Regions from separate parts of the Homo sapiens genome. Here regions 2, 3, 4, 5, 6 and 7 are each linked to region 1. Evidence: chromatin contacts called from ENCODE Hi-C or POLR2A ChIA-PET data. All regions are on one chromosome and are shown on one strand. Each heading gives the region's core, a stretch centred on a gene start or an enhancer-like site at or near the end of the contact. The rest is flanking DNA. Distances are from core to core; before and after follow the strand shown. Region 1 has its middle 870 kb from the start of LINC01966. Region 2 holds the start of QTMAN-AS1 (QTMAN antisense RNA 1). Region 3 overlaps QTMAN (queuosine-tRNA mannosyltransferase). Region 4 has its middle 25 kb from the start of QTMAN. Region 5 has its middle 47 kb from the start of QTMAN. Region 6 overlaps ZEB2 (zinc finger E-box binding homeobox 2). Region 7 overlaps ZEB2 (zinc finger E-box binding homeobox 2).

The links. Hi-C counts contacts between places; a loop is a spot of excess contacts on that map. ChIA-PET counts read pairs that join two places held with the same protein, here RNA polymerase II (POLR2A). Pooled maps may share reads with other maps.
Region 2: a loop to region 1 is called in a pooled map, with 2.9 times the contacts of the local background. The contact joins the promoter of QTMAN-AS1 here to the enhancer-like site in region 1. A Hi-C loop is called at or near these places in 3 of 37 single-sample maps with no recorded cell type and 8 of 50 pooled maps.
Region 3: a map with no recorded cell type shows a loop between it and region 1 (5-fold over the local background). The contact joins two enhancer-like sites. A Hi-C loop is called at or near these places in 4 of 37 single-sample maps with no recorded cell type and 3 of 50 pooled maps.
Region 4: a map with no recorded cell type shows a loop between it and region 1 (11-fold over the local background). The contact joins two enhancer-like sites. A Hi-C loop is called at or near these places in 2 of 37 single-sample maps with no recorded cell type and 5 of 50 pooled maps. POLR2A ChIA-PET finds 5 or more read pairs at or near these places in 1 of 52 experiments (OCI-LY7).
Region 5: a loop to region 1 is called in a map of heart right ventricle, with 6 times the contacts of the local background. The contact joins two enhancer-like sites. A Hi-C loop is called at or near these places in 3 of 168 maps with a recorded cell type or tissue (B cell, heart right ventricle and posterior vena cava), 5 of 37 single-sample maps with no recorded cell type and 6 of 50 pooled maps.
Region 6: a loop to region 1 is called in a map of endothelial cell of umbilical vein, with 5 times the contacts of the local background. The contact joins two enhancer-like sites. A Hi-C loop is called at or near these places in 2 of 168 maps with a recorded cell type or tissue (ascending aorta and endothelial cell of umbilical vein), 2 of 37 single-sample maps with no recorded cell type and 11 of 50 pooled maps. POLR2A ChIA-PET finds 5 or more read pairs at or near these places in 1 of 52 experiments (WTC11).
Region 7: a loop to region 1 is called in a pooled map, with 2.5 times the contacts of the local background. The contact joins two enhancer-like sites. A Hi-C loop is called at or near these places in 1 of 168 maps with a recorded cell type or tissue (ascending aorta) and 4 of 50 pooled maps. POLR2A ChIA-PET finds 5 or more read pairs at or near these places in 1 of 52 experiments (WTC11).

The regions. Positions count from the first base shown.
Region 1 is chr2:145,749,938-145,754,207 of GRCh38, reverse strand. No RefSeq gene overlaps it. Among named protein-coding and RNA genes, the nearest start is that of LINC01966, 870 kb to the right of the region's middle. RefSeq lists an enhancer at 2,124-2,173. Within about 2 kb of position 1,872, at least 12 of the 41 ENCODE cell types and tissues checked have a DNase peak (open chromatin) inside an H3K27ac peak, as active enhancers do; they include ascending aorta and heart right ventricle, where a contact is called at or near this core.
Region 2 is chr2:143,934,967-143,939,236 of GRCh38, reverse strand. QTMAN-AS1 (QTMAN antisense RNA 1) reads right to left here and starts at 2,170. Exons shown (of 3, transcript NR_110237.1): 1 at 1,601-2,170. QTMAN (queuosine-tRNA mannosyltransferase) reads left to right here. Exons shown (of 12, transcript NM_001376312.2): 12 at 1-1,169. RefSeq lists a silencer at 1,669-1,868 and an enhancer at 2,063-2,746.
Region 3 is chr2:144,238,383-144,242,652 of GRCh38, reverse strand. The region is part of intron 1 of QTMAN (queuosine-tRNA mannosyltransferase); the gene reads left to right. Among named protein-coding and RNA genes, the nearest start is that of QTMAN, 92 kb to the left of the region's middle. RefSeq lists an enhancer at 1,625-1,704 and a silencer at 3,152-3,231. Within about 2 kb of position 1,717, at least 4 of the 41 ENCODE cell types and tissues checked have a DNase peak (open chromatin) inside an H3K27ac peak, as active enhancers do.
Region 4 is chr2:144,355,851-144,360,120 of GRCh38, reverse strand. No RefSeq gene overlaps it. Among named protein-coding and RNA genes, the nearest start is that of QTMAN, 25 kb to the right of the region's middle. RefSeq lists an enhancer at 2,636-3,149. Within about 2 kb of position 2,005, at least 9 of the 41 ENCODE cell types and tissues checked have a DNase peak (open chromatin) inside an H3K27ac peak, as active enhancers do.
Region 5 is chr2:144,377,608-144,381,877 of GRCh38, reverse strand. No RefSeq gene overlaps it. Among named protein-coding and RNA genes, the nearest start is that of QTMAN, 47 kb to the right of the region's middle. Within about 2 kb of position 1,882, at least 9 of the 41 ENCODE cell types and tissues checked have a DNase peak (open chromatin) inside an H3K27ac peak, as active enhancers do; they include heart right ventricle, where a contact is called at or near this core.
Region 6 is chr2:144,428,458-144,432,727 of GRCh38, reverse strand. It overlaps ZEB2 (zinc finger E-box binding homeobox 2), which reads left to right. Exons shown (of 10, transcript NM_014795.4): 3 at 2,702-2,959. Among named protein-coding and RNA genes, the nearest start is that of ZEB2-AS1, 89 kb to the left of the region's middle. RefSeq lists an enhancer at 483-2,196. Within about 2 kb of position 1,872, at least 16 of the 41 ENCODE cell types and tissues checked have a DNase peak (open chromatin) inside an H3K27ac peak, as active enhancers do; they include ascending aorta, where a contact is called at or near this core.
Region 7 is chr2:144,455,045-144,459,314 of GRCh38, reverse strand. All of the region lies in intron 2 of ZEB2 (zinc finger E-box binding homeobox 2), which reads left to right. Among named protein-coding and RNA genes, the nearest start is that of ZEB2-AS1, 62 kb to the left of the region's middle. Within about 2 kb of position 2,499, at least 9 of the 41 ENCODE cell types and tissues checked have a DNase peak (open chromatin) inside an H3K27ac peak, as active enhancers do; they include ascending aorta, where a contact is called at or near this core.

The sequences.
Region 1 (4,270 bases), core at 623-3,122:
TAGCTGTGTGAAAGGCCTCAGATCCTTTCCGGAGGCACCTAGTCCCCACTCCAGCTCCTCCCCCTCTTTAACCACAGCTCCAGAGCAAGTTTGTCTCTGCACATAGAGACTGGCCTCCGGCTGTAGCAGGTTGCAGGAACTGCCAATGTAGTGCATTGTTCTTGAGTTTCCACAGTCCTTCCTTCTCTATCTCCATCCTTTTACAGCAAGCATTTCTCCTCTTGTAAACAAACAAACAAACAAAAAGAAAGCAGTAATTATTTTTTCAAACACTTTCCTAATATAAGTTCTGGAAACATCTGCCTTCTTTCTACACTTTGTAAGCACAGGTTTGGGGTCCAGCAAGCGGTATTTTAAAAGGGCCATGATTATCTGGTACTAGAAACAGCAGCAGCAGCTCCTAATTCAGATCTTTTAAATCGGTCTTCTCAGAATACATACATTTGGAGTATTTGAAAACTTGGTCCTCTGAGGCCTGTTCCTTCTTCTCCCTGGATCTTACCTTTAAATGGCTGAAGATATAATGCCTCAGAGACTTAAGGTGAGTGGAGATAGATTTGCTAGGTCCCAGAGTAATCAGAAAGGCAAAATAGCTTTGTAACTCTGTCTCTCTCTGCATTATTCCCTGAAGAGCAGCTGCAGCAGAGTGTGGACCCCGTGTTTGCACATGGCAGAAACTGGGCTGCCTCACATTTAAGGCCTAAGTTAGCCAACTTGTCAATGAATGCCATTAGTGCAGACGGGCCACAGGCACTCAGGGATGGAGTGGCAGGCAAGCTCAGATCAGCTAAGGAAGAGCAGGCATCGGGTGGTAACAACTTTCAGTCATTACTGACCTGGGCTCTATTCAAACCAGTGACCTAGAAATGAAGGGCTCCAAATCCCATTACTAATTCCCCGAGCCATCAAGTCTCCCCTATGGCCTGGATCTTGTCCTGAAACCCAGGTCTCCTGTTGAAATAGCATTAAGACAGCAGCCACTGCGTTGGCAGGCAAGGTTTTTAAAATAAAGGGAGGGGAGGGAATGTGCACGTAGAGAGTTGGCTTTAATTATTACTTTAAAGTTTTTCAGCTCCTTTCAACCTAAAAACCTGAACCTTCTTTAAAGTCACATGCTTGCCAGCCAGCACAAAAATGGTGTTCAAACAAGCACAGCTTTTTTATTTTGTTTGAATGGTGAAAATACACAAGCCCCCTCCCAAATCAAGGAATAATGAGAGGAAACCAAATGAGAGGAAGTTGTTGGAAAGCAAAGAAAGAGATTAAATGAGTATTGCGAGGACAAGAATATTTACTGCCAAAATAAGAAAAGGAGCTAAATGAAAGCACCCTTAAGCCGCGTTCTTCCTCACTTCTTATCTCTCTGTCACTCTCTGAATCCCTCTCATCAAAGAGGGACAATTATTTTTAAGTAAAAATGTGGGATTTTTGTCAGTGAGGTGAAGCCCATGCAAAGTGAGCTGGATTAAAAACTGCATGTAAAGTTCTGTCTCGTGTTTTAAGCCAAAAGCTCCAACTTTACAAACTGTCCTGTAGATGGGGCTGTACTCTGCAATTCTAAGATCACTGCCTCAACAATGAAGCAATTGTTTCCTGTCTCCACTTAGCAATTCCTCCCTCTCTTTCAGTTCTTTCTGCTTGCATGTTCTATTTATTTTAATGTATACCTTTGTGTAGAGCCTGTCTCTGAGTGGTTAGATACCCCGTTGATATGTGGCCTTCAAGGGGGAAAAGGGAGTGCAGCCTATTCCCATGACATCCTAAGGCTTTGTAGAGCCAAAAAAACCTTCTCAGGAACACCTAATCCTTGGGCTCTGTCCAAGTACCACAATCTCTCTGTACAACTGACATGGGCCACTTGGGACACTTGAGAGTTTTAGGTGTGTCTCTCTGAAGTCAGCCCCGGCCAAGCATGAGGCAAATGTGCCCGACCAAAGAAAATAAATTATGTGGACTCCAATTTTCAGCAGTTATGAAGTATTGAATTACACATGCAAAGAATTCACTTTGGGATTAACCCTTTGGAACCGAAACACAATCTTGTCACAATGCCTGAGAAGGGAGCATGCTCTGAGTGAGGCCTGACTTTCCAAAGACACAGAGGTTGCTGACCAGGAGACAGAGATGCTCAATGCAATAAGAATGGAGATAAATGCAAATGTCTTATGTGGGCATGGAAGAGGGTATATGTCGGGGTTCTGCCCTGTCTCTGGATAGGCTGTTGCTGGCATTGTAAAGTTTAAGGATTCACTGCAAAGGCCACTTCAGCACTTAACGGGAATGCATCTTAGCATAATTCACACAGTCCCTGTGGCTGCTTCTTCATTCAGATTTAGAGAAGTGGTTGAAAGCCACTGGAACTTGACTGAAATCACAACTACAGAACCCCTGAAACGGCATTCATCCTCCATGACTCATTGAGCGATAGAAAAGGACATCCTGTCCTACCCCTTTAAGAATTCCTAGTTCCCCATAACCGTCTGAAGCACTAAGCTGTGAGTACACGACATAGCTGAAATTTAACACATAAACCCTGGAGTAGAAAAACAAAACAAGGCCATTTGTTTTCCCCTATAAAGCTATTTATTTACCAAATGACCATAGAAAGCAAACCTCCAACAATAACAGGAAACAATCAATCTTGAAAAACTTAGGGAAAAATTTTTTTGGAGCAAAGTTAACTTTTTAATAAAGTAGGTGTCTTGGGTATGCAAAGCAGGATGTCAGGAAACAGGCAACCTTGCCCCTCTTCCCCTCAGGTTATTATCAGAAAATGTGTGATCTACAGGAGGGACACTGTTTTGGGACTGATAAGCTGTGTCTACATAAAGATCCCTCACTTATTTCACATGTGCCCTGGAGGAAATAGAACTGTACAACGATATCCCTGGGAGACACTGTGGACCTCATCCACTGCCCTCATATTATCCAATGAAGAAACTGAGTTGCTCAAAGTTGCAACAGATACAGCTAAAAGCAGTAGGACATTTTATGTAACTTATTTCTAAAACAACAAATCTCTAATCAGAGAAATATCTCTATGTCTCAGTTGCTCTTGCCTGTTCAGAGGGATGATAACTATCTTTTCAAGTACTTGCTATTTTGAGTTATATGGAATATTTTGAGACACATGTAGAGATCTGCTAAAATGATTTGAGTGATAATAACTGGGTGTATGTGTGTTAATATGTGAGAAAAAAGAGAAAGAAATGAATGAGAGGGAGAGATAAAGACAGGGAAATAGATGAAGTTTCTGACATCATATGATTGTTGGGTGGAGTAACTAATAAAAGTAATTGCTAAGCACGGTGAAATTAGACTGCTGTGTAAAGCTAAACCAGGATGAACCAAAATTTGCAAATATCATGAGACTTTTATTTTCAACAGGTGGCATTTTAGAATGCAAACTAGTAGCATGCAAGTGAGAGCGCGCTGTAAAGGGGAAGAGATGTGGGGATTTACACACTTAGGAAATCGGGGTGACTAGAAAACAATGTTTTATGTTTGCAGTCTTACAGATCCACTTATTGAGAGGAATGGCTGATTAGAAATATGCTTAGAAAATGCTTCTCTTATTTTTACTGGCAGAGGGTTAACGTAGGTTTCTACTTACAAGGTAAGAAAATCTGCTGTGAAAGGAAAAAGCCAACTGACACTGCTTGTGGACAAATGTGTGTGAGCCAAAAACTGAAATGAGGCAGGCAATAAAACCATATCAAAGCCCACCCGTTGCCCCTATCACAATATTCTTACCAAATTGTCTTGCCTTTATCAGGCCCACCCTCACTTATTTACTGAGATAAGAAAGAACTTTTTTGCTGGCAAGCACCCCAAGTTTGATTTATCATTCACAATAGGAAGACTCTGCCAAGTAAGCCTTCATAATTCCCAGCCCTTAAAATTATTATCATCATTGGGTTTAAAAATAAGGCCAGAGGTGGTGGATGTGTACGCAGTATGACTGGAAAGAAGCTGGTTTGTTGAGGCTGGTTCTCTCTGCCAAAAAAGTATCATAAAAGAGGTGCCTAGTTCATGTCAGACCTAAGGAAATATTTTCCCCAAGCTGTTTGCAGATAGCACGGGGTTTGTGTAGTGTGACAGTTGTCCTAAGAATATATTAATTCTCCTAAACAGGAGGCGCAGACTCAAGCATCCTCTCTGAATATAATGGTGATCTTATTTGCCTGACCAAGGAATAAAAATGTTCAACCACAAGACATTTCCAAAAAGGTTACTGTAATTTTGTGGCAATGTGAATTATTCTCTACCT
Region 2 (4,270 bases), core at 921-3,420, 1.8 Mb after region 1:
GGATGATCCACTCAAACACAGGAAAGCTGTAAGAAAAAGAAAAACTCCTAATCTGCTCTTTCACCTTACTTATTTTACAGAAGGAGAAAGCCAAAAAGGGGAGAGCATGTGGCTAAACCACAGAAAGACTAGATGCCTAAAGGAAAAATTTTAAAGTGTTCCTAAATAGGTATTAGAAGGGGAAGGGGGATGTAAAGCTTATGTGATTTACATCATTTTGTTAATCTGCTAATCTACTTCCCTGGAAGGTGAGAAAGAGTGTTGTCTGCCTTCTGCAATTGAAGAGACTAGGGCAGAAACTTAATTATGTTCTTACCCTGTGTATACCTGGCTGTCATCTGGCTGGCAACTAGTCCACAAACTATTGGTTCAGGCATTTGCCTGGCAATAATGTTAGCCATCATTTAAATTGTTAAATATGGATCAGAAGATCTCTAAGAATTACTGATATGCAGCTATTAATACTGGATGTAAATAATATTATTTGGGGTGTGGGTAAATCATTTGACTGGAACCACATTTAAAAAAAGGACTTGGAAATTTTATTTTTGAAATGCTGTTGGGGAGATGGCATTGATGAAAAAAAAAATTGAAAATGGAAAAAAACATCATCTACAAAGAGATGGGTAAAAATGACTAAGCAAAGAAGCCTTGTCACCTTCGACCTGATGCTTCATTGTATCAGAAGAAAGTAAACAGATTGCTAACAAAGAGACCACCCCTTCTAATTTCCAAAACCGGCCCAGCAACAAGAGGGAGAAAATAGAGAAGAGTGCACTGCGTGGTGGCTCAGGGTGATCCTTTAATTTGAGTGTTAAAAATGAGGGCACAGACCTAGAGGTTTTTAATGGTCCGCGGGTGGACTTCAGATTCTGAACACTCCTCCACCTTCTGTGGAGAATTCGGGACACGGTGGAGTTTAACCAGTATCTTAAATCCCAGGGACAGGGTGGAGATTGCTTTGTGATCCTGATTAATTAAAAGGAAAGAAATCAAAGCAGACATCTCTCCTTTTTCCATTTGAGCCGCAGAGCCATGGAGGGGAACTTGTGCTCTCTGGTGCTTGCAGCTATGTTCCCTGGCTTTCATCGTCTTGGCTTTTCCCCTTGTATTTCTAATGCTGTGATACCAGGCCAATAAAATGGAATCTACAAAACTGCAAAACAAAATTGTGTGTATGTGTGTGTGTATTAGAATTTTACTGAAGATAATTGCAACACTTTAAGCACAAAATTTTTAACTTAAAATGTATGAGTAATGAAGTTTTAAGAAGCAAAATGTGCTCAAGCGGAGTATTTGTAGTCCCTTTTTTGTAAGAGGTTCCCCAGACCTCTGGGTGCATCAGCAAACTGTCCTACACGATGGAGCGTGCAGCTGCAATTTGGCCCCGGGCACCACCTATCCAGAGTTACTACCTAATGCATTTTACATTTGCACACATTGTCAAGGGGTGGGGGGCAGCTAAGAAGGGGCCTCCCCCCCACCCCCCAGCGTTCTGTTTCCTTTTGTCGCGGCCGTCAGCTGACACGTGGAAAATGTGGTGTACGGTTTTGTTTGCCTTTTATCTGTAATTAAGGATCCCTTGTCTGGGGCTTGCTACCTCTTTTCTTTCTGCCTCCCTGCCGCTCGGGTCTTCCGCCCTCGGTCAGGTCTGGCCTGGCGCACCGCAGCCTGGGGACTCCGGGTCGCCGGGCGGAGAAGCAGGCAGTGGGCGCAGGGACCTCCGCGGAGCCCGGCGCTCGCCTGCCGAGAGAGCGCACGCCCCGGCACGCCGGCCCCGGCTCGCCCGAGCCCCCGACCAGCTAGTGCCTTGCGTCGGGGCAGCTGCGCCCGCGTTGCCCAGAGCGGGTCGCCTTGCCGCGCGTCCGTTCCCTCCACACCGCTGCGCCTGAGCGGCCAGCGAGCCCGAGCTCCGGTCTGCGGCGGCGCCCGCCCTCGACGCCTAGCTCAGTCTCGTCCAGAGCGGTGGGGGGAGTTTTCTGCACCTTTCAGGCGCGGGAACATGTCGAGGGACGGGGGAGGACGTTGAGGTCACGAAGTCATCACCCACTCCTCTCGGCTGCGTGGGCGCTGCGGGAGCGCAGAGCCGGAGCACGAGGGGCTCGTCCCAGGGCGCGGGCCCCGCCAGCCCCTGGCGCTCCCACCCGCGCGCACTCCCTCGCACACCCGCGCTGGCACGCGCACCCTGGCGCGCGAACTCCCTGCCACGCGCGCGCTGTCACGCACACACACCGGCACGCACCCGCCACGCTCGCGCCGACACTCCCAGGCTGGCACACGCACACGCGGTGGGGACCCACCCCTGCCCGGGTTTGGCTGCGCCGGGCTCGCGTGCTCTCTCTCGGGCACCCCCGGGAAGGGAGCGCAGCTCGGTGGGCCGGCACCCTGTGCTTTATGCGTCTGAGGATTTCATTGAACTCGGTTCCCTGAGTCGGCCAGGCTCAGTCCTCAGCGAGGGAATACGATGAAGACGCACTAAGCAAAACCAGAAACACCGATGCCTACTACCTTTTCAAAAAACATAACTTGCCCTCAGCAATCCCGCGAAGGGGAGTGGGGATGGGCACGGGGACTCTCCGAAAGGGATTTTATCTACACAGTTTAGAATAACTCCTGTCTCTGGTATGTTCGGATATGTGATTTAAATCTCACCCCCCGGACGCTTTCTTTTTCACTTCACACCTGTATATTGAAATACAAACCTCATTTCTCCTCCTCACCACCAACTGGTTATTTAGGAGGAGTGGAGAAGAGGAGTTAAGCAATATTGGGGCAGGAGAATATTTAGAAGCATTACATTGATTTGTCACTCATTTGCTCTGATTAGCTTTTTGAAAACTTGTGAAGATATTCCTATTTTGAAGCTTGTATTTTGTTAAAAGCCTCCCTCACACTGCCGTGATTTATCATTATTTATCTGAGTATACACACGTATGTATAGGAGAAAAGGAATGCTGATCCTTCCTGATTTCAGCAGTGCCGTTTTCCTTTCTATCCATGTGGTTTTAGCATAATTTTCTCCCTCTTTCTCACCAATAGAGATATTATAGTACGCAAAAGCAGGGCACACCTGTGACCAAATACAAGCAACATTAGCCTGGAGTGTTTGCGAATACTCCTTGTCATCTGTCGCTCAAGATTTCCCCCCTCAGATTTGAAATATTCCCCAAACTGGTTTAAAGGTGTGAGCGGGTGGGTTAACACGTGAGAGCAGTCCAAAAGTAAAGCGAGGTTGGGAGAGGGTGGCCTACATAAACCAACTCTTGGAAGGCTGAACAAGAACGCATGGGAAGTGCATTAAGAAGAGACTGTAAACAATGATAATCAGGGCTTTCAAAAATCATAAAACGGATTGAAATATCTGATTCATTATTTATTCATCACAGCGCAACTTTGCGAATCTGAGAATAGTGTTTGGAAACCAAGTGCCTTCTATTTAGTACATCAAATCAGCAGATGGGTCTCCCTTCCAAACTGCGGCTAAAGGGTTAAAGCTATAATTTTAGAAAAGAATCTTAGGAAATGACACTCAGATCTAATATATTTCCTTTTCTTTCTGGCAATAATATCCCCCAAAGAATAAATATATACTTATTGATATCATGATAATGTTTCTCATTCTGAGTACAAGTGTCAGACTGATTCCCGTTTGTGTAAGTGTTTTTAAAACTGCGAGGACACTTTCGCTACTCTGAAAGCTGACGAGCCAATGAAGGGGAGCTTCTTTTAACTCCATAATAGCAGGTTACATAGTAAATGAACACTGATGGTCAAATAGCCAATTATGGTATAAATATCCGTTGTTTACAGAGAGGTGTTAAATGAGCCTTGGAGTACAAGGGATTAGGCCGATCTATGCTACAATTTGTTCTTCAACCCATTATGTCTTCCCTTTAAAAGGCCAGTGCCATTGTAGGTAGTACGCACACAGAACATACTTCTCTATGTTGATTTTAGTTTGCTTTATTTCGATGCACACTGTTGTTTACTTTTTAAAATTTAAATAAATGTCAGCATTGTATAATTTCTATGTTAACAAAGCAGTGAGCAAAATCCCTTGTATGTTTATAAAATATTATTGTTTAATTCACATAGTTTAGAAATTCCAAATGTTGAGAATAGGAAGGAGGCCAAATACCATCTGTTTATAACTATGATGCATCGTAATATGTGTACTTTTAAAAGGAGTTTGGTCAATCATGCCACTATTTTATCTGCTCGGAATATGTTGGAGATTTAAAATGTAATTTACAGGATTACTTTTAGTGCG
Region 3 (4,270 bases), core at 468-2,967, 1.5 Mb after region 1:
GGCTAGCTTATACTTCATTGACTTTCGGGAATTTCACAACAGTCATTGCTAACAATTGGTCTGTCTATAGTGGCCTTTGGAATTCCTAATAACTTTATGTTAATGTTGCATAAAACATTTGGCAGTCTGTTTCTTATGTAAAGCTGCTCCATGTGCCCTGAGTCAGAAGCTTACTTTTTATCCTTGATACCTAGCTTAATGTGATCAGTCAGTGTTGGTTGGATTAGTGGATGATTGAAAATATTATGTAATGGATATGAATAGCCCATGGAAACAGTAAAGAGTGGATCACACTTAACACTTTTAATAATAGAAGTAACTTTTTCTCCTGCTTGTTTTTTTTTCAGCATAACCCTTGGTTCATATTTTTTCTAGGATAAGTTCCTATGACTTGATTTTAACTTTATCTCTTTACTATCAGTTCATCAAAAATATTCTGTGAAAAAACATTTTATACTTTTACTGTACTAAAGTTAAGCTCTTCTTATTCTGAGTCACAATCTGGACCCATTTAACTACTTTAGCTTTATTTTCTATTGTGCTATATTCTCTAGCTGTTTTTTCTCCTCCTGTGCTGGAGAAACTTTTTACTCCTTGTTTCAGAGCAAGTCAAACTTCCACTTCCTGGTGTCATGCCTTGGTCTCTGAGCTCCAATCTCATGAATTTCTGAGTTATTTCTGTTTTCCACCTGCCAGTTAAGAATGAAATCATATGTGTCCCTATGTTTTGCAAAATGGATCTATCTCCAGCTAGCTCATAGCTTCGTTACTATGATTTCTTTCTTTCTTTTCATTTTTTTTTTTGTATTTTAATTCTTTTCTTTCTGGCATGTGGTAGAATGCTAAGTACTTTGTAGTCACATAGTAAATACTGTACACACTTACACACTAGGTAATATCTAGCTTTATAGTAACAAGATAAGCTTCCTCCTAAAGAAAGGAAGACAGAAAGAAAGATGGACAGAAAGAAAGGAAGACAAAACAGAAGAAAAGAAAGGAAAGAAGAATAAAAAAGAAAGATCAGCAAGAATATTTTGAGGAATAGGGAAAGAGCAGTAATTGTGGAATTTTAAAAACTTGAGTTTAAATTCTGATTCTGCTTACTAGTTTGTGATATTGGATGAGGTTCATCATCTTTTGGTGTAAAATGGTAATGATATCTATCTGACAAACCTGTAAGGGTTAAATTATATAATGTATATAAAGTGCTTATTGGCATACCCTGGCACACATTCGACGTTAAAGAAATGGTAGCTAACTCTTTTATTTTGCATGTGAGGGAAGAAGTTTAGAGAGCTGACCAAGGGTCATATAGCTAGTAAATTGTGGAGAGAAAATTGAAAACCAGGCCATTCTTACTCTAAAGCAGTGTTTTTCAAACATAGTGCATCTGAGAATTATCTGAAAGACTTGTTAAAACACTGGGCCCCACTCCAGAGTTTCTGGTTCACTAGGTCTGGGGTGAGGCCTGAGAATTTGCATTTCAAACATGTTTCCTGTTGCTGTTGCTGCTGCTACTGGTCCAGGGACCACACTTCGAGAACCAGTGCTTTCTGGCATATTTCTCAACCCTAGTTGCACCTAAGAAATCAAGAAATCACCCTGAGTAGTGTCTATAAATTATTGATGAAACCAGAATCTCTGGTTATGGGGCCTAAGTGTGGATTTTTAGGTTTTTGTTTTAAGCTATCCAGGGGATTCTAACGTGCAGCCAGGGTAGGAAGCACCACTCTGCTTAAGTGAGGCTCTTTGCAGTTTTTTTCTTAGAACTGGGTATTAAGTGAAGCAGCTGACCCTGCACCCTCCTGGGTGCTCAGTGAGGCAAGGCCTCAGTAGTGTGTCGTTTTTATGCTGTTATGTTTTAAAACAATTGCTTTGGCCTAGAATCCTTTTACTGTTTTAACCTGTTCTACTTGTTTGTGTGGACTGTTTGCATTTCTCCATCTTCACCCTCAGTGTATCCTGAATGCCTTCATCAATCTCTAGGGTGGATTTTATGTTAATATTTGGCAAAAGCCAGTATTTAGCAATAGTAGACTTGAAGTATAAAGTAAATAAAGGAATATATCTAGTTTTTAAAAAAGCAGTCACATTACAATTTAATGTACTTTCAGAATTCTGATTTTGTTCTTTTTTCTGAGATGCTTTGGAAACCTTACATTGTGTTTTAGAGGACCCAGTTATTGGTTAGAATAGGTAATGATAATTGTGCACCCAGAAGTGTATAAGTAAAAATGTCGTAGATTAATTGATAAAGGAGTCATTTTTTCTTTATAGGATTCAGTTGGTAAATATATACAAATCAAGGCATGAAATCATTTACTGGATAAGAGTGGGCAAAATACCACATAATTTCATTAACCTTTAAGCAATGAAATTATAAATCCCTATGCAAATGTTTAAGGTTATCATTGCCTATCACCCCTTTTGATTCCTACAGACTGTTAATTCTTCTCTGTCCTGCTGAGTCTTATTAAAACTTCTGACTGATGTACTTTTATTAAAAGGTTTAGAATTTACCAATTTAAAACACTTGCTTTACACTATTACCTCTAATTTAACTAGGCCCATTAAACTGCATTTTGCAAAGGGAAGAAGTCAATTGCTGTTTCTTTAAAAAATAATAAATTGAAATGAATTTTAAACTCTGCTTAGCGGTGAGCAACTGCTATATACTACTAGGCCTTTTGATAGCTGATTTGTTCCTTTAGTATGCAAATTTTAGGTTTACAGAGATCTAATGCTTTTATTTAGGAAATATGCCCAGAGGCTAGATTGGTAGGCTTTAGGGAGATAACTAGTTTGGTGTGAAATAAATAGTTGTTAAAGGATCACATGAATTGGGTCCCAGAAGATGAAGAGTAGACTGAGACAGATTGAGGAAAACTGACTGTACTTCATTTCATTTGGCTATAAATATCACTGAATTAAAAATGAAGACAATGAATGATGGCAATACAAAGCAAATTAATGAAAATAAGCCATTTTTTTGTGGGTTTTCTGAAAAGTTCTGTCTTCTGAGCAGTTTAAAGAAAAGGGCTGGGTACACCCCTAACCAAAGAAGCTTAGTTCACATCATTCTGGGAGGCCAGCCTTTTGAGAGATTGTAGCTTTAGCAGGGAGGAAGGAATGGGTCAACTCCCCTCCCACCCCCCACCAGTCAAAGTCAGCAGCATCACTTCTGGTTAGTGAGATGACAGATGTCATAGAAAACCTTACATTCAAAACAAGAGGACTCACGGATGCTAGCTTAGGTTGGCAATTGTAGATATTCTGGCTTGCAAGTGTTAAACAAATAATAATGAACTTTTAGCTTTGGGAAGTTAGTTTTAAGAGGTTATACACTTGTTTTGTAGCATTGCTCTTTTGGAATCTCTGACTTCCAAACATTTATTTTTCCTTAAATAACTGAAAATAATGAAATACGTTTCTATATTGATAGCTTGTAGCATCCACTTTTCTTTTTTTTTTCTTTTTTTTCTTTTCTTTTTTTTAACAGTGCGTATATCTGTCTTTTTGGTTGTCTAAGCAGTTAGGCCCTCAAGAAATAGAATATTCGAATAGCCTTAGCATTTGAAATGGTCTCTGTATGCCTATTTGTTGTATGTCTCTGGTGGCAGAAGTGCAGAGGGCATGGGTGATGATGATGTGTGAAGGTGGGATGCTAGATTCTTTCATTGAGGCTGGAGGTTTATAATCTTGTTATCATTAAAGTTTCAAAGAGGTGTGGTGGGTAGGAGTGCCAATGCCACAGTCTAGTAGAGTGAGGAATGAGAATAAGTAATTGGTTCTTGCCAGCCTTAGCAATAGTGGTTTTGGTAGAGTGATGGCTAAGGAAGCCAAGTTATGGTAATTCAAGCATTGAATGGAAGTTGAAGCAAAAACAACGAGCTTATATTATTATTTTTTCATGGGGATAGTTGGTAGGGTTGGAAGAACTGTGTTATTGATGAAGGAGAAGAAAGCAGTGGAGAAGAAAGGGAGAAACCAGATAGTGCACGTTCCTAGAAACAGCATAAATGAATAGGATTCATTGTACAGGTAGAGGGTTTCATAATGGAAAAGAGGGTCAACCATGAGATAGGAATGAAAGTGTTATGAGACAGGAGAATTTTCATATGTAGAGTGGGTTCTTAGTTGCAGGCAACAGCTAGTTTGAGTTGCATACAGAGATGTATCACATGCTACTTAATTTGCAGAAGTGCCAAGGAACCAAAGTTGACTGTGAATAGCTAGGAACAGCACAAGCCATGAGAAACACCCCATGATA
Region 4 (4,270 bases), core at 756-3,255, 1.4 Mb after region 1:
TCACTCTTTTTGGAAGTGGACCAATAAATGTAATTCCTACAGTTGGCAATGTATCCCCACTTATCCTCATCAAAATTCAAGTCCTGGTGTAGGCCAAAATTCAATCCTGGTATAAAAGGAGGGAGCTGTTAACACCCCAGACTGACTCTGAGGATAATCCCACAGCTACTTTACCCAGAGGAAATGAACATTTATTGACCACTTACATTTATTGAGCCAGGCTCATACTTGCTAATGCATCAGTATATCATTTGTTCATTCATTAATTCAATCAATAAACACTGTTTGCCAAGCACCAGGAATACCAAGAAGAATGGGTCACGGTCTGTACCTGCAAGAAGCATGGTCTAGTTCTCTAATCCATATCATTCAATCTGACAATAACTGAAAGAGAAGAAACTGGAACTCAGTAAGTTTAAACAACTTGTCCCATGACAGAGGCAGCATTTATGCTGAAGTCTATGAGACTCCAAACTCTATTCTTGCTCCACTGTCTCCTTCTTGTTGCCGAATAAAACATTCTTACACTATTTAGAGTGTGATGGTGGGAACTGAAATGTCAGTAAAATACTCAATATTCAAATGCCATGATGGATAGTCTAAAATGCTTTTTTTTTTCTTTCTGTTTGTCTATTGCTTAAACAAAAGATGCCTACTGAGGGTTCTTTGCCTTCATCACAAACTAGGAAAAGAGACAAAACTATATTTTTTGCTGAGTAATGTCGTAGTCATTTGTTGTTGCTGGTTTTCACTGGAGTCCTAACTGAGCAAGCCGTAACACTGACACACAGATTCAGTCAGGGCTGATTGTCTTCAACACTGTGCTAGCTGATGTCCTTGAATGTAACGCAGCTCACATCTTCACAGTACATCTCTCCCCCTGAGGATTCTTAGTACTAACTCCTATTATCTATGCATAAATGCTGATGCTAGATCAGGACAAGCATTTAGTTATACTGCAGGGGCACTTTGAATGAATGACCTGGGGCTTGGCTGAAGACCAAGTCCATTGGAAACTCCCCTCTAAGCTGTGCATTTTTAGGCTGTGGTCATCGTTGGGATTTCCCCCCAAAAACTTCTCTGTCATGGCAGAAATGTAACAGCCCCCATTTTAGAATAGTATACAAGCCTGGATCTCAAAGTAAGTATGAAATGATTTGCTTTACATCTTGATGGTTCTATTCTTCTTAAATCCTTCCTCATTCTTAAATGTTTTTCTATTTGCATATTCTTAAATCTTTTCTTATTTGCATATTGAAGTCTTCTTGTAAAAGTGTCTGCTTTTCCCCAAAAATGATACACTCAACATTTCCTGACAGTCTATGTCCCATAGAATTCTAGGTACTTTTGGTTTATTATAACCAAGACTAAAGAGAAAGTTTCCAAATAGCATCTGACAGGCTTCTAAAGTCATAAGAGTTACAGACTAAATGTTTAGTCAAATACAATGATACAATTCATGTTTCTAGCAAGCTGTCTCTTGGTTAAAAAGCTGGACTAAATTTATATATAGAGAGAGAGCCACAAAAAAGCCATACTCAGAAACAACGGATCATGCATATTTAAGTTGTTGGTAGAAGCACTAGATGACTGGATTCTATCTGTTGCTCGGTATAATAAAATTTTAGGCCTTGGAAATGGTTCCAGGAATGGCAGACTGTTACGAAAAAGAAAAAGATCCTCACTGGTAGAAGTGTATCAAACTATCTAAATTATTCAAATTGTTTTATTTTTCCAAATAGACCTACTACCTCTAAGTATACTAGAAGACCAGAAGTATATTCAGAAATTACTGGTCAAAAACTATCTGTGACCCAGATACTGTTTGGATTTGCATGAGATGTTTCCAAAGCAGTCCGGGAAAGCCCACAAATTCAAAGCAGCCTCTTTATCCTCACCCCATTTCTGCTGAGTCCAAGAACCTTATTTCATTTCCTGCATGGTAGGCATTTTTTAGGGACTAGGTAAGCCATGACATCTGCACTGCTTTCTGAGTCATTGTCGTGAAATGATACATGCTTGGGTGTAGTGCGGCTACTTGGTTCCCAGAGAAAACAAACAAACAGAAGTCAGCTAGGAACTTGAGTCTTGCTAAAAACAAAGACAACATACAATTCCAAATTTTTAATTTATTTTTTAAAAACAGAGCCTTTGGCTTTCAAGTTTCCAAATGATATTTTCTAACCCTGGGAAAATATTTTAAATGAGATCTTTAGCTCTGCATGCCTCATTTCAGACCATTCCAATTTGTCAAAGGGGACTGGTCAGGCATCTTCTAAGCAGGTCTGTCTTTGGAAGATTAAGGCGTAAACCTCTGATTATGATAGACCAGGGGGGCACATATTCATGTAAAATTCCCTTCATTAGGATAGCTTGAAAAATAATTTCATCATTTTGTTATCTAGAAAAGGGTAAATATTTCATCTATTAACTGTCATACATAATTGTGAGCTAAGTCCTAAAGAGTTATAAAGATGAATAAGATATAGTCCCTGTCCTCACAAAAGTTAAGAGTATGGTGGCTGGGGGCAGGCGCTCACGCCTGTAATCCCAGCACTTTGGGAGGCCGAGGCAGGCGGATCACCTGAGGTCAGAAGTTCGAGACCAGCCTGGCTAACATGGTGAAACCCCATCTCCACTAAAAACACAAAAAAATCAGCTGGGCGTGGTGGCACGTGCCTGTAGTCTCAGCTACTCAGGAGGCTGAGGCAGGAGAATCACTTGAACCCGGGAGGCGGAGCTTGCAGTGAGCGGAGATCACGCCGTTGCACTGCAGCCTAGGTAACAAGAGCAAAACTCCATCTCAAAAAAAAAATAGTAAGGCGTATGAAGATGAGGATGAGGCATGAATACAGAAGTCCGTAACATTAGTAAATTATGAAATTGTAAATATAGTACATAGAGATTTCAGAGGTAGACAAAGAAAATAACGTAAGTTAAGTCTCCTATTAGAGGAGAGTAGAACGTATGTAAGGATCTTTTTCAGATTTCTTAAATCTTTGAAGGAAGAAATAGGAGCTAGAAGTATTACTGGGAAATTACTGAACAACAAGAACAAAAATTCAAGTAAATAACTAGTCCTTCATACCAACATCTCCTGTGAGGAACAAAATTTAGTAGAAAACTTTTATCAAGTGCTTATATTATGCTAGGCATTCATATCCTAGTACCATTTGCTTTATTTTTAAGATGAACTGATGAGAGATCAAGTGACTTACCCAAAGTAACACACGTAAAAAATGGTAGAGTCAGGATTAGAAGCAAAGCCCAGCTAGCTTTAACCATGCAGTCTTGCATAAGCAAAGGTTGAGGAGGAGAGGAAAACACGAGGCATGCAAAACGATTTAAGAATTAATAGCAATCTTAGGCTAGGTTATTCTGTGGTAACAAAAAGCCCTCAAGTCTTAGTGATTTATGAAAACAAAGGTCATTCCTTGTTCACATTGCATGTTGGCTGCAGGTCTGCTGGGGCTGTCTGGAGTTCTCTTCACTCTGGAGTCCAGGGTGAAGGAACTACTCCATCTTGGACACTGCTATGGCATGACAAAAGGGAAAGCCCCTTAAAGCTTCTGCTGGGAAGTGGAAAGTTATCACTTTTGCCCTCATTTTGTTAGCCAAAGTTAGTCACATGGGCAAGCCTGATGTCCATGGGGGAGGGCGTTTAGTTCCCCTTAGGGAGGAGTAACAAACATTCTGAACAAGAATGCAATCTGTCACCATCTGCCCTCTTGGTCACATAATACTACTCCCTACTTTTGCACAATTTATTCACTCTTTCCTCAAAAGAGATAATCCCAAATTCCTATTTACTCATGGGACTAAGCTTATAGTTCAGGATCTTGTGATAGTCTCTGGATTAGGTCTGGATAGTGGTTCATTTTGATCCAAATAACTGTAAATTAAATAACAAGCTATTAACCCCCTTCACAACCAATGTGCAATGACAGAATAGGAGCAAGATAACCTCACTAAACACTTCCACATGGGAAAGGATGAAGAGGAGACACACCACAATCTATGGGTCAGTGAAATCCTAAGACTCCACTCGTAAGCCACAGTGGGGGACCCCTGACCTGGGATGGGCCTCCAATTCAGGTCACTGCAGATCTGGAGGAAACCTGCACAATGGAATAAGGTCACACGCTTTGAACTGGAAACCAAAGAAAAGATTTGATTTTACCTGGACTAGACTTTTAAATAAACGAACATGAGTCTTAATCTGGACTACAGAAAGTAACTACAAGCTCTGTGATCTGCTGAAGATGTATTA
Region 5 (4,270 bases), core at 633-3,132, 1.4 Mb after region 1:
CTCAGTACCATTCTTTCTCTGCTCATGACCTTTCTGAACCCTGAATGCACTGAATGATCCTGACGTGGTCTGAGGAGGAAACAAGGCAGCAGGTGTACACAGTAAGAGGAGCAGTAGGAATTCATAAATCTGCAATGGGAAAATTGGAACAGACAGAAACAGACCAAAAGGTTAGAGTGTGAAGGAATCTTAGATGCTCTCTCATCCAAAGCCCTGGCTTTTCAAATTCTGGTGTTCTGAGGAAATAAAACCCTAGATCACTCCATAGTTACTGGCAGAGCTGGGACCAGAAGCCAGATCTCCAGTTATGGCATAGATGTTTTTATTGCTTCTATTGATACTTCTACTACTTGTATGATGCTTTCATTTTATTATATTTAGTGGGCCTACAAATAATACTAATAAATAACAATAGTTGCAACATCAATAATAGTTCAATGTACTGAGTACCTAGCGTGTGTAAGGCACAATACTAGGTACTATGGGCTACCCAAAAATGAACATGGCAGGATTACTGACCTCAGGCTTCTTACAATCTGGCAGAGGCAGACATACACAAATAAGGATAATACCAAGTTCCAAGTGCCTTAGGAAGGGACTAATGTGGAAGTCTCAACCATGTTCCCTTCTGTACCCTGCTGCTTCCTCTATTTAAACACAAAATGACACCTTTCTCTCAATAATATGTATATTAGTGAGTGATACTATATGAGAAGCACTTTGCATGTCCTGGGGATACAGCGGTGAATAGACAATATCCTCACCTTCAGGGATGTACATTCTAGTGGGGAAAGTAGAAAACAGAACCATTTTATGGATCACTTCAGATAGTGCTGTTTTGTTGCAGGTAAAAGAAGGTGATGTGATTGTAAATGAGATGGAAGTAGCGGACAGTCAGCTGGGGGTGGGTGCAGATCCACAAAAGCCCTTGAGGGCAGTGGTGATTGACTTGAGCCTGAAGGTTGTAAAGAGGTCAGCCATGGGAAGATTGTGCAGTGAGAGTTCCAGAAGAAGAAACAGCAGGTGCAAATACATGAGGCTGGAATGAGTTTGGCTTTTTTGGAGAATAAAAAGAAGGCCAGCCTAACAAAGCATGGTAGACAAGGGAGAAGGGTGGAAGATGATGTCAGAGAAGTAGAGAAAACAGTTCCCAGGTCATGGGAAGGGTTTATAGTGTGATCTAGTACTTAGGACCAACTCCACGGAATTCAGAGGATCTGGAGGAATAGAACCTCTTAGGTCCTTTGATCCAATGTCATGTTTCCATAGGCGAGAAAACAGTTTATAAATCTATGAGGTTCGCTCCGTGGGAGCCCGAGGCCTCCTGAGTTATTCTTCTCAGTGACTTGTCCAGAAATGAGCACAGCAACCTGTTTGTGGCCTATTCATAATTACCTCCCCTATAAAAAGAACAGTAACATGACATTCTATGCCCTTCTGATTTTAGAATGAGAGGAATCTCATTTTTCAGACTCACGCAAGACCACCTGCCTTGTGTCTGGTCACAGGCAGATCCGTCAGCCTGGAAAACAGAAATTGTTTGGCTCAAAGAAAGTTTGTATTTTGGAAACGAAAGCACTAGATACAGCAAACAGGACGCCACGGTGGTACGTTACCCTGGAAGCACCTTCCCCAATCAACATGTCCCAGCACTATCCCCGCAGTTGCCAGTTTGCTCCAAACAGCTGTGCTAGAATCAGGCATGAGCAAGAGCCTCGGCCATTTCCCCTTCCTCTGAACTCCTAAAAAATACAAAAACTCACAGAGCTGAGAGAGAAGCCAATAAGAAGTAAGGAACATGCAGCAGGTGGTACCATCTGTGCCCGGCTAATTCCAGCCAAAACAATCTGCTCCCTAGAGTTCCCAGTTGTGGAGAAGGGAAGAGAATCTGACAGCGGCGGAGCCAGGGGAGGGGGTGTGGGAGGGCAAGTGCCGAGGCTATTATTCTAACACTCAGCCAGTTGGAGGAAGTAGATTATTGATGCCAGTGTACTATTATCTCTCTCCTTTTCTCTTTACAACCACGGTGGGAGATTCCTCCAAAGTCTCGCTAAGCTGGCAAGTCTCAGAACCCACACCTGTGAGACAGACACGCAGGCATCACTGTGAGTCTGTCACCACTGAGGTGGGAGGGACAAACATTCTCCAGCAAGACTGGGAAGCACAGCCCACCCCAAAACGAAAAAAAACAAGAGGGAGGAAGATTATGTTTATTTTATTTTATTTTCCTAGCAACTGAATTCCCTTCCACGCTCGTGTTCACTCTTTGAAAATTATCCACTGTTTAAAATGGGCTTATAGTCCACATGCTTTCTCCCCAGGTTGGCATTTTCTGAAATAAAATTCTTTCGCTTGATGGACTTCTTTGTGAGGGACAAATCTCCTCCCGTAGTGCACTTAAAATCATGAAATGAATCAATGCGAGCAATTCAAAGATAGATCAAATTGTCTGTAGCAATAACTTTTCCTTAAAAGAGTAATAGATAGACAGGGCCCATCCTTTTCCCAGATTGAGGAGACAGCCATGATTACAGGGTCACAGACAGACCTATGTACTGAAAAAGAAAATGTTACCCAATGCAAAATTTCCACCAGCATCTTGAGGTTAAAGTGCTATCTCCATATAGTCATCTGTCAAATGCAAATACCTGGGAGGGGTGATATTTGCCTATTATCACCTATTATCATCTTCCCTTGGCTTAATTTATCAATTCTATAGCTGAGAGTTGAACCCTGAGGGAGTGGAGCATAAGCAAGTTTGCTTTTATCAGATGAAGAGAAAGGAAGGTCTGAATTTCAGATACTGTCCCAGAAAATGGTGCACTCAGAGGTCCCTGAAAAAATAAAGAGATAGAAACATTCAGGAATGAAAGACAGGTAGAGGTGGAGGGAAAAATGGGAAAGAAGGGGGGATGGTGATCTTAACCCTCTGTTTGGACTGACTTCTGTGCTCCACCAAAATATATGTTGAAGTTCTAACCCCTGATATCTGTGACATGACTTATCTGGAAATAGGGTTTTTGAAGATGTAATCAAGTTAATATGAGGTCATTAGGGTGGGCCCTAATCCAATATGACGGATGTCCTTATGAGAGGGAAATTTGGACACGGATATGCACAGGGAGATGGCCATGTGAAGACAGAGGCAGAAATTAGAGTGATTCATCTGCACACCAAAGAAGGCCAAGGATTGCCAGCTGTTACCAGAAGCTAGGAGTGAAAAACGGGACACATTCTTCCTCAGGTCCCCTGGAAGAAACTGTCCCCCGGAAGAAACTAACACCTTGATTTTGGACTTCTGGCTTCCGGAACTGTGAGAAAGGCTTGGTTGTTTCCAGCCAGCCCATTTGTGGGGCTCTGTTACAGCAACCCTAGGAAACTCACACACTCCCAAAACAACCCACAGCCAGGCCCTTTAGCATTCACTCTCTGGCTAGGTCAAAAACTCAAGATCAATTTCTGATCTCATCATTCTCTTGGTGCTGGGGCTTTAACAGATAGAACAAATATCAGCAGGAATATCCCTTTTGGTTTTGAGATGCATATCATCAGGAAAAAGACACACTGCCTGCTCTTTTCCCCAAATGTCCTCTATAAGGTAATCCTTTTAATTAGGATAATTAAATTCTTATTACAAAGGGCACCAAAGTGCAAGCATTATCGTCTGATTTCCTGTAAAGAGTATTTTCCTATCTCCTGTTCCACATGGTGTCCATGAACAGAAGAAGCACCCAGTGAGTCAGACATTATGGTTACAGGTTTGTGGCTCATGTCAGTGCTGAGAAGAGGGAAATGAGAAAGGAAAACATGAATTGGGAAACCATGTCAGAGGGCAGGCCAAGATAATGGAAGAACCAGAAGGCAAAGGAAAAGGGTGTTGTGTGGGAACCAAAACGTTGCTTCAGGTAGGAAATGTCAGAGAAAAATAGAATAACATTTAAAATTAAGGGGCAGGGAAGATCTAAGCAGATTTTTTTTTTTAAGTTTGAATTTGATCATAGAAACTAGTGGGATGTACCCATTCCTCTAGATTCATTACTTCAGTATGATCTTCAACTTTTTCAGCTCCAGGTTTCTGGTGAAATTGACTAATAATTCCCATAATATACTTAGGTCACCATGATTTGGGAAGGGTTTTGGGAGTTCCATGGGTAAGGCCAGAGGGGAGTAAGGCAAGTGATGTGCGTTTTGAAATATTGCTCTGGCAGCCAGGTGCTTAAAGGTGGGAAACGGTGAGACCAGGTGCTAGGACGAGTTCTCATGTGTGCCC
Region 6 (4,270 bases), core at 623-3,122, 1.3 Mb after region 1:
TAATGTAAGTGCGGCTAAACCCATCAAGTATTGGCCATTCTAGAGTAAGAATATTTTATGGTGAAAATTTCCACAGTACTTGTACTAGGCAAATCCACTGACTAGACGTGAGGGAACATTTTAAAGGAAAATCCTGGGATTTAGAAGTCGGGGCATGGGGTAGGGATCAGGAAGTGCAAAGTCCATCTCAGTGCATTTAATTTTGATTGTCAGATGGTCAACCAGAAAGAGCAGAATGAGATTGTCTCATTTGAATTCAGATATAAAAACTATGTTATGAATTGTTGTACCTGGATTTAAAAAGGGGTTGGGAGAGTGGCACACCAGCATAATGGCATATGGAAATGCATATCCTAGTTAACACAGCGCTAGAAAAGATGGCATACTGCCTCTGTAAGTGAATTTGACAGCAGTTATTTATTTAGTTTAAAAGTATTTACTACTATTTGTGAGCACAAACCCTAAAGGTTGTGAAGTATTGTTGTCCTGTGAAGGTGATGGATGCTGTACTCCTGACCCTATATGGTGAGACATGACTTCATTGCTTGTTTAGATTGTTCTGATATTTGGGACTCCTCAAGGGCTGTTCATAAATCATTTATCTCTCTTTTTTTTCCACAAGAAAATATTTCAATTGTATTGCTGCAGGAACACTCACGTGTCACACGGGATATTGTGGTCCATGCAGAAAAAGACCTTAAAAGGCATGGGTTTTTTTTTTTTTTTTTCCAGGATAAAGGCCTTTTAATGCCTGTCCAGCCTTAGATAATTTTATTCACTCCTTCTGGACCTTTCTTTATTCCTCCTGTGCCCAGAGATCAGTTTTTAGGAGGTGGGTTGAAAGCTTCCCAGGCCTTAGGAGCTTTTGTTGTAGCCCCCCCATTCCCACTCCCCCCTACCCCCAGCATTCTGAAAATTTGTAAAGAATCTTCTGCTTGTTGCTAAGAAATAGTTAAATCTCAGTCACCAGGAAAAAAAAAAAGAAGCACATTATTGATTGTACTAAGGTATATCTGGACCACACAGCTAGAGCAGAGATGTTAGAATATCTCTCTTTTTGTAGATCTGAGGGCATTACCCAGCCTGAACTTGCCTAAGCCCTTGTGGTCACACCTCTTGAAAAGGTTTTGTTTCCCCCGTCAATTGGTATTCAAACCAGGTCAGCAGATTCTGTTTGCCCGGCTCCGCTGCCGTTTTCATTTTAATTTGCACCTGTTGTGCAGTTGTTCGGAAGGCAAGTGCAGACCCGCGGATTATACAAAGATCATATTATGAGCAGATATGCACGGTGTAATCTTTTTGTCCCCAGCTTCACATGACAAAAAAAAAAAATCTCTCTCTTTTTGTTCCTTTTTTACTCCCTGGGAACCTGTCAAAGCAAACAGATATGACTGACTAAAATTTGTAACTAGACATGTTTCCAGAATTCTCCAAAAGCATTATGAACCTGACACACAATCCTTTTCATTTTTTTCCTCCTTTTCTGCCACTTTTGTATAATCCGATAGCTGGCAAGAGCCACTTGAGATAGCTCAGTTGATAACTTAGCGGAGGATTGCTTTATTAGGCGCAGAGAAATCAAAATGAACCTGAAAATTGTTTGCGCTTTTTTTTTCCACAGCCTTTTTTCCCCCTTTCTCTCTCCCTCTTGTTCCCATGATGTCATGGTTCTAACTTGTTTTTTTGTGTGTGTTTCTGGAGAGTTGGGTTAACAGTTCTTGGCAATCCTGTGTGTGCGTAACGGCTGGTGTGTTTCTCTAGCTGAGCTAATGCCCCGTGTTTATTACTCTAATCTTTCTTGTCTGGTGGTAAAGTGGACAATTTATGTACTAGCATGTAGGCCGAGAGCCTGTGAGGGCTGACTAATTCAGAAACAGCCACCTTCAATTGAGTTCACAGACCTTATTTACAGGCTGTCTATTTTAAGAAAAGCTACTGAGCATTGCTGGGACTGAGGGCTGCAAAAGCAGCCCGCCGGTTCTTGTGAGTTATTTTAACATTTGTGTTGGTCTTGCCTGTGTCACTTTGAAATCTTCTGTAATTATGACACTATGAAGACATCTCAATAGTAGTATTAATGGCCCAGAAGATATGGCTTTTCCTCATTTTCTGCTTAAAAGATTAGGATATAAATGGCCTTAGCACATGACGGTTGACATAGAAGAAAGAGTGAAAATTCAGATGGAGCAGGTTTGTGTATGTGTTTGTGTATTTGGGTAAATAGATGGACGTGTGTGTGTGTGTCTACTGTTTCTAGGGAAAAAACCACAGTTAATATAGTGAAGTCATCTCGTATTTATAGTACAACATTATATAGTAAATACTTCATGTCTCTAAGCTAATAAAATTGTCTATTGTAGATCTATTTTATAAGTTTTTGTGGAGTATCGAAAGTACATATTGCAATACGTCTCTTTACATATGCAGTATAGGCATAGTTTGTGTGTCTATGTTTCTGTTGCTTTTTAGAATTTCCCATCATTTTTAGGAAAAAATTGTTTAAAATCAGAAAGAGCACCCAGCTATAATTGAAAAAGAATAAAAATGCTAAAACCTGAAGGATATTAATTATATTTTCCTGACATGGTTGAGTAATTCAGTTATGAAAATATTAATTATTTTCCATTTAACTAAACAATTAGGGGTGGCTGATGTTTCTCAACAGAGTGTTTAGAGAGTGTGTTTTGTGCTTCTTCTGCAGTGGTGAACTATGACAATGTAGTGGACACAGGTTCTGAAACAGATGAGGAAGACAAGCTTCATATTGCTGAGGATGACGGTATTGCCAACCCTCTGGACCAGGAGACGAGTCCAGCTAGTGTGCCCAACCATGAGTCCTCCCCACACGTGAGCCAAGCTCTGTTGCCAAGAGAGGAAGAGGAAGATGAAATAAGGGAGGGTGGAGTGGAACACCCCTGGCACAACAACGAGATTCTACAAGCCTCTGTAGATGGTCCAGGTAAGTGTCTAAAATCACTTGGCCTCTTCCTGTACCATCTTCACATCTTCAACTAATCTGTTCCACCTAGCAGATCGCCCACAACCAAATAATTAAAATATTTCTTTCCATTGAGCCCTTGCAGAATAGAGATACCAAAGCTGGTGACAGATTATGAAGTGATAGTAATGTTATCACATTGCGGCAGTTACATCTTAGGAAGGGATTATATTTCAGTTTTGATGCAAGTCAAACATGAACCACACTTTCAACACATAACATGAGGTATTTGCACCACATTTACAATGTGCAAATTATGTAACATGATCAAGATCTATACTTTCATGATAGGAAATGGAAGCAAATGTAAAAACTCACAACATATATATGTATATAAAAATATTTTGTGTGGAAATTATGTAGCATTTCAAACCAAATAACTGTCAGTTTAATGTAGCTTCAGTGTCTGTCTGACACCTCCTATTGGAATTCAATCGTTTAATGATTCCCTTTTGTTAAGTGTGAATGTGATTTCACACTTTTACCTGGTCAGGTAGCTTTCTTATTATTTATCAGCTAAGTACTTGATAATGATTCCTGCTGTTTGGTGGGACTCTCAAGGGAAGTAAAAATGGTCCCAGGCCAACTATAATAAAACTAAGGTAAATTATATTCAAACTAAAACTTCCGACAACACTGTGCAAACGGGAAATGTCTTGGTCTAAAATTCACTTATGACGGAGAATCGCTAAGGTATGAAATGTTTAACAAAATACAAGAAATCTTATTCCTGTGAACTTTCTCTGCTCATCTTTACATGGTAAAGTGGCCTGGAAAATTTGTTTAAATGACCTCTCTAATTCAGACCTCATGTCACCTTCATCTCTATTCCCAGGACCCACTGAGAGTTATCATTGTTTACCCCACCTTGTTTTTTCTTTGACAACATAAGCAACAAAAGCATTTTTATAAATAGGTGAAGTGGCTGGGAAGGAGTCTACCTATATGCTGTTGTGATGTCGCAGACTATAAACCATCAAACATAGGCAGAATAATTGTTTGGTATACTGGAAGGAGGATAATAAAAGCACTTCCACTACGAAAGAAAATTAAATGTGAGATGAAAGAAAAAGAAAAAAGACTGATGGCAATTTGAGTACAGTGTATTTGTTTTTCGTTTTCCTAACATACTGTGCCAAGTTTTCTACTCTTTCCGTTTCCAATTTTGCTTTCGGTGAAGGTTTCTCGAATCTCAGCAATCCCACACATAAACATTTATCGTTATATCCATTAAGCCTTAAGGTTTTAGATTTTCAACTATGAGGGAGAACT
Region 7 (4,270 bases), core at 1,250-3,749, 1.3 Mb after region 1:
TACAGAAGTGACATTTTGTTCCATTTTCATTTATCTTACTCTCCTTAGTTGTATATCAAAAGATATACACATTTATATAACCCAAGAAGCCAGGGATTAAAGCACAATATTTCTTAACACAGCTTCCTCTAAGATCTCCAGTAGCTACCTAATGCTTAAAGCTTGGGCTGACGTGGGTTATGGGGTTATAGTAGCTTTATAGATATTTCTATTTGTGTATGCTATGTTTATATATGTAATACATATATGTGTGGCTTAGGGCTATACTGACATGTTATTTTCTATGTGTTCATTTATTATAAACAGCAGGCAAGCAGACGTTTCACCTCACACCTCACTCTGGTCTCTATCATTCAAAAAATATTGCAAGATTCCCATTCTAAATTAAATACATCCGAGCTTACGTCTTTTATCAATTCTTTATTCTTGGTATCTCAAAATTCTGGTCTTCGTCCTTTGTCTCAAAAAGGGAAACTGCTGAAAGCATTTCCACCTGGATGTTTAAATTATTTAAGTTGCAGGAACCAGACCTTTTCCCTCCTGAGTAGTTGTGGGTTTTAAAGGCTAAAATTGCTTCATCATGCCAAAGTGAAAGTATGCATAAATTATTTAGTTAAACCTGAGAAAATACAGACTTTTCCCAGTGATCTTTCAAGGGCTGCCTACTTAAATTTCAGAAGAATGGGCAAGATTTTTTTTTCATTCTCTTAGAAAATTGAAGTATCTCTTGTGTCTTCTGTCAGTTGGAATGTGAACAAAATTACAAAATGGTAATTTTTTTAAAATTCCAAGCTTCATAATATCCAGTATATCTATATCATTCCAAGGTGAATACTGTGATAATCAATCAATACCAGGAAGACTCCTCCAGCTGGCGAGAACTGCAAACCCTCTCTCAATGTATTCTTAGGAAAATCAGGCAACTTGTTATAGGTCTTTCCCTAGTGCCAACCTAAAGACTGGGGGGCATTTCCGATTCAATTTCTAGTCATCCAGAGTTGGTATTTCAGTTTTAAAAGTAGAAAGTTAGGTAATTTTAAGATGTTATGAAAACTTTGTTGACATTTTTAATTTGCTTTTTAAATTTACCTTTACTTCAGCAAATAAAAATACCAGAAAAGTGTGAAGTTGTGTGGTGGTGGTGGTGGTTGGGGTGTGTGTGTGTTTGTGTGTGTATGTGTGTGTATAAGATAGATAATATTAAAGTAGCAATGAAAACAGCCCAGAAATATAGGCAATTGAGGCCCAATTTCAAGTTTCTGTAGCATAAGGCATGTATATTACAGAATGTACCACATTATGTATCTGATCTCTAAATTCGCCTTAGTATAAATGCTCCAAGTACATTCTTATGACCAAGAAAAGAATGGTATTTTTAATTGAATACCTAACCTCAAATCCTGAAAGAAACATTAATTGGGACAGGACAAAATGTCAACAAAAAAGTACTTATGTGAGTTATTTAGTATACAGCTGTCTGTTCATTTGTAGAATCCATTTGAATTTTATGTTCAGAGAAATTGGGAGATGAGAGTAAATATGGGGGGAGATTGGCATGTAAATTTGTTGAGTTTTCATGAAAAAATAAAAATTTAAAAAACCTTCCAAGCAAAATAAAACCTGTTCCATTCACAAATGATGGATGTCACTGATCCCATTAATACCTGTTACATACCAGGTCCTCTTCCTTATATCTAACTTGCTTTTTCTCCCAATTTCAGTGTAGTTGCTCTTGACCTTGCCTTTGTTCTTCTCTCCTCCTTCTCTCTTCTGCCCAGGCACAGTTATGTCCACTAAACCAGATGAACAAGATTTCATACTGACACCACCATACTCTGTTAAATAGTTAAAAATCCTATTTTGGCTTTTGTTTGCTCACTTAGATTTGTACACCCAAGGTGATGAAGAGAGCACAGATAGAATCTAGAGACAAATAGTTTCTGGAGTCAGGAATCAGATCCAGATTCTAACACGAGGTGATGTGGGAAAAAGTCAGTTAAAATTTCTGAGATTCAATTTACTCATCTATAAAATCATCCTCATAATAATTGCTCCCCCCTTCAAAGGTTTGTTATGAGGAGCAAGTGGAAAAATGTCTATTAACGGGCTCTGCTGTCAGTGGATTAATGCATAAATCCAGGTATTATTATATAATCAAACTGTCCTTTTAAATGTAGAAGAAAAGGGTTTTTAAGGCACACATGAGATTCTGGAAACGTAGACGTTATAGAAAGTCTATAGGGACTAAAAATGCATTGTCTTCTATATGCATTTATCTTGCCAGAGGTACATGCAGACCTTTGGGGGGTGCTGCTCTGGCCAGGACAGTGGTGGAGAGCTCTGACTCTTGAGTGTGAGAGCTGGAACGATTGAGAAAAGACAGGAGGGAAACTTCGAGGTCAGGTGACTTCTTTCTAACTACAGCAGGTTCTCAGATCCCTAGGCTGGCCCAAGATGAGAGAACAGTCACCAAAGAGAGTCTGGCACAGTAAGCCTAAGTCTCAGTGTCATCTGATTGTGAAATCTGCTTGTTTGCATACTCATACAGTACCAGAGCTTAAGCCCTGGCCACTGTACGGATGACTGTACAAGAGCAGAATCTAAGACCAAGGGGTTGTTTTTACTAAGGAAGAAAAATTTATTAGAGTTACTTCAAGGAAATCTATTAGATTATCTCACCAAATACATTAATAGCATCAATTATTGTATTTTACATAATTTTTTTTACACCAGATACACAGTATATTAAAGAATTTGTGGAAGTCCCCCATGTGAACCAGTATTAACCATGATAAGAGTAATCAGGACTGGCCCAAGAAAGGTAGAAATGAGAATTTATAAACTTGTCTAATTCTCATTGCTTGAAGAAAATTGAAATGAAAGAATCCAAAAAGGGATTTATGAATATTTTTTAAAGCTTAAAAAGCCCACATACTTATCATCGAATTGTCTGCTTACGATAGGAGCTGGAAGAGTCCCTTATATCCACTCAACTGTACTTACATTTTAAATGGTTGTTTTCCTTTCTCTTACACTACTACAAGAGAAAGGAAATGCCTAGGCAAATAAACTCAGTTAAAATAACTTTATGGTTGTGACACAGTTTGACAAAAGCAAAGGAAATTCAGAGTCACTGCTCACACTGTATCCTCAGCTGATTCCAACTGTGGAAAATAAAATGCTTTAAAAAAAAAAAACAATGGAACAAACTTGGGATGGATTTAGTCTTAGTCTTAGAGGCAGCCTTCTTAAATGCTGAATCTCTGAGTTCGCCATCTTTAAGTTCTTATAAGAGTTGCAATATCTGTATTCATCATAAATCTAGTCAGAGTTAAAGAAGAGTATTTGGTTAAGTACTGCTTGGAAAATATGTTGTCCTTTTTTAAGATTATGTGATTCTAACTCAAAGCTGTAACTTCTTGGGGGTTAATAACCTACCTTGAGATATACTTTAAGTAATAATAATGGCTTCTTGGGATTAGGAAAGATATTAAACTTACCCATTTCCAACGATCCTGTACTATTGCAGGAGAGATGTGGGGAGGGAGAGAAAGAGAAAGAGAGAGAGACGAGAGAAACATTTTGACCAAAATTCCATATTCACTATTGCTATGCAAATTATAAACCTAACAGAGAGGTGATGTATCATTTTTATTAAACTTATGCTGCACAAATAGTGTTTACATAGAAGAGTATAAAGTTAATTCCCTCCCGGGAAGCATTTCTAAAAAATATAAATTGTATTTTGAGAGTTAATCAATTTGTTTTTTCTCTTTTGGCATTTTAATTGAAGCTTCCAAACCGTATGCTTCCTCAAAGTATCAGAAGGCAAATATCAGTCGTGTGGTTATAAAATCAACTCTTAATTTTCTTTCAATGAAGTAGCAGATAGTCAGCTTGTAAATTTTACCTACATTACTATGGAGCTGCAGTGCTATAAATTCAAAACAGTGTGCAGGTTGGTGGAAATTGAGGTCCAGGCAGCAAGGCATGTCCATAAACTTTTCTCAGGTTATTGGAACAGAACGAATCAAAAGCGGTTCCTGGTTGTATGATATTCTCTTTTGATAGAGCAGGCTGCTTGTTGTTAGCAATCCAAGTGCAGAGGTTAGTCAGAGCAGAATGTAATTTCTAGCAATCTGACAGACCTGCGGATTGAAGCGGCAGGTTTTCCCTTCCGATTTCAGGGAATTGCTTCTTACTGTGACAAATGATTAGCTGTTATCTCTGACTGAATTTGATTTCTACAAGCAGCTGAGTCAGGTAACTT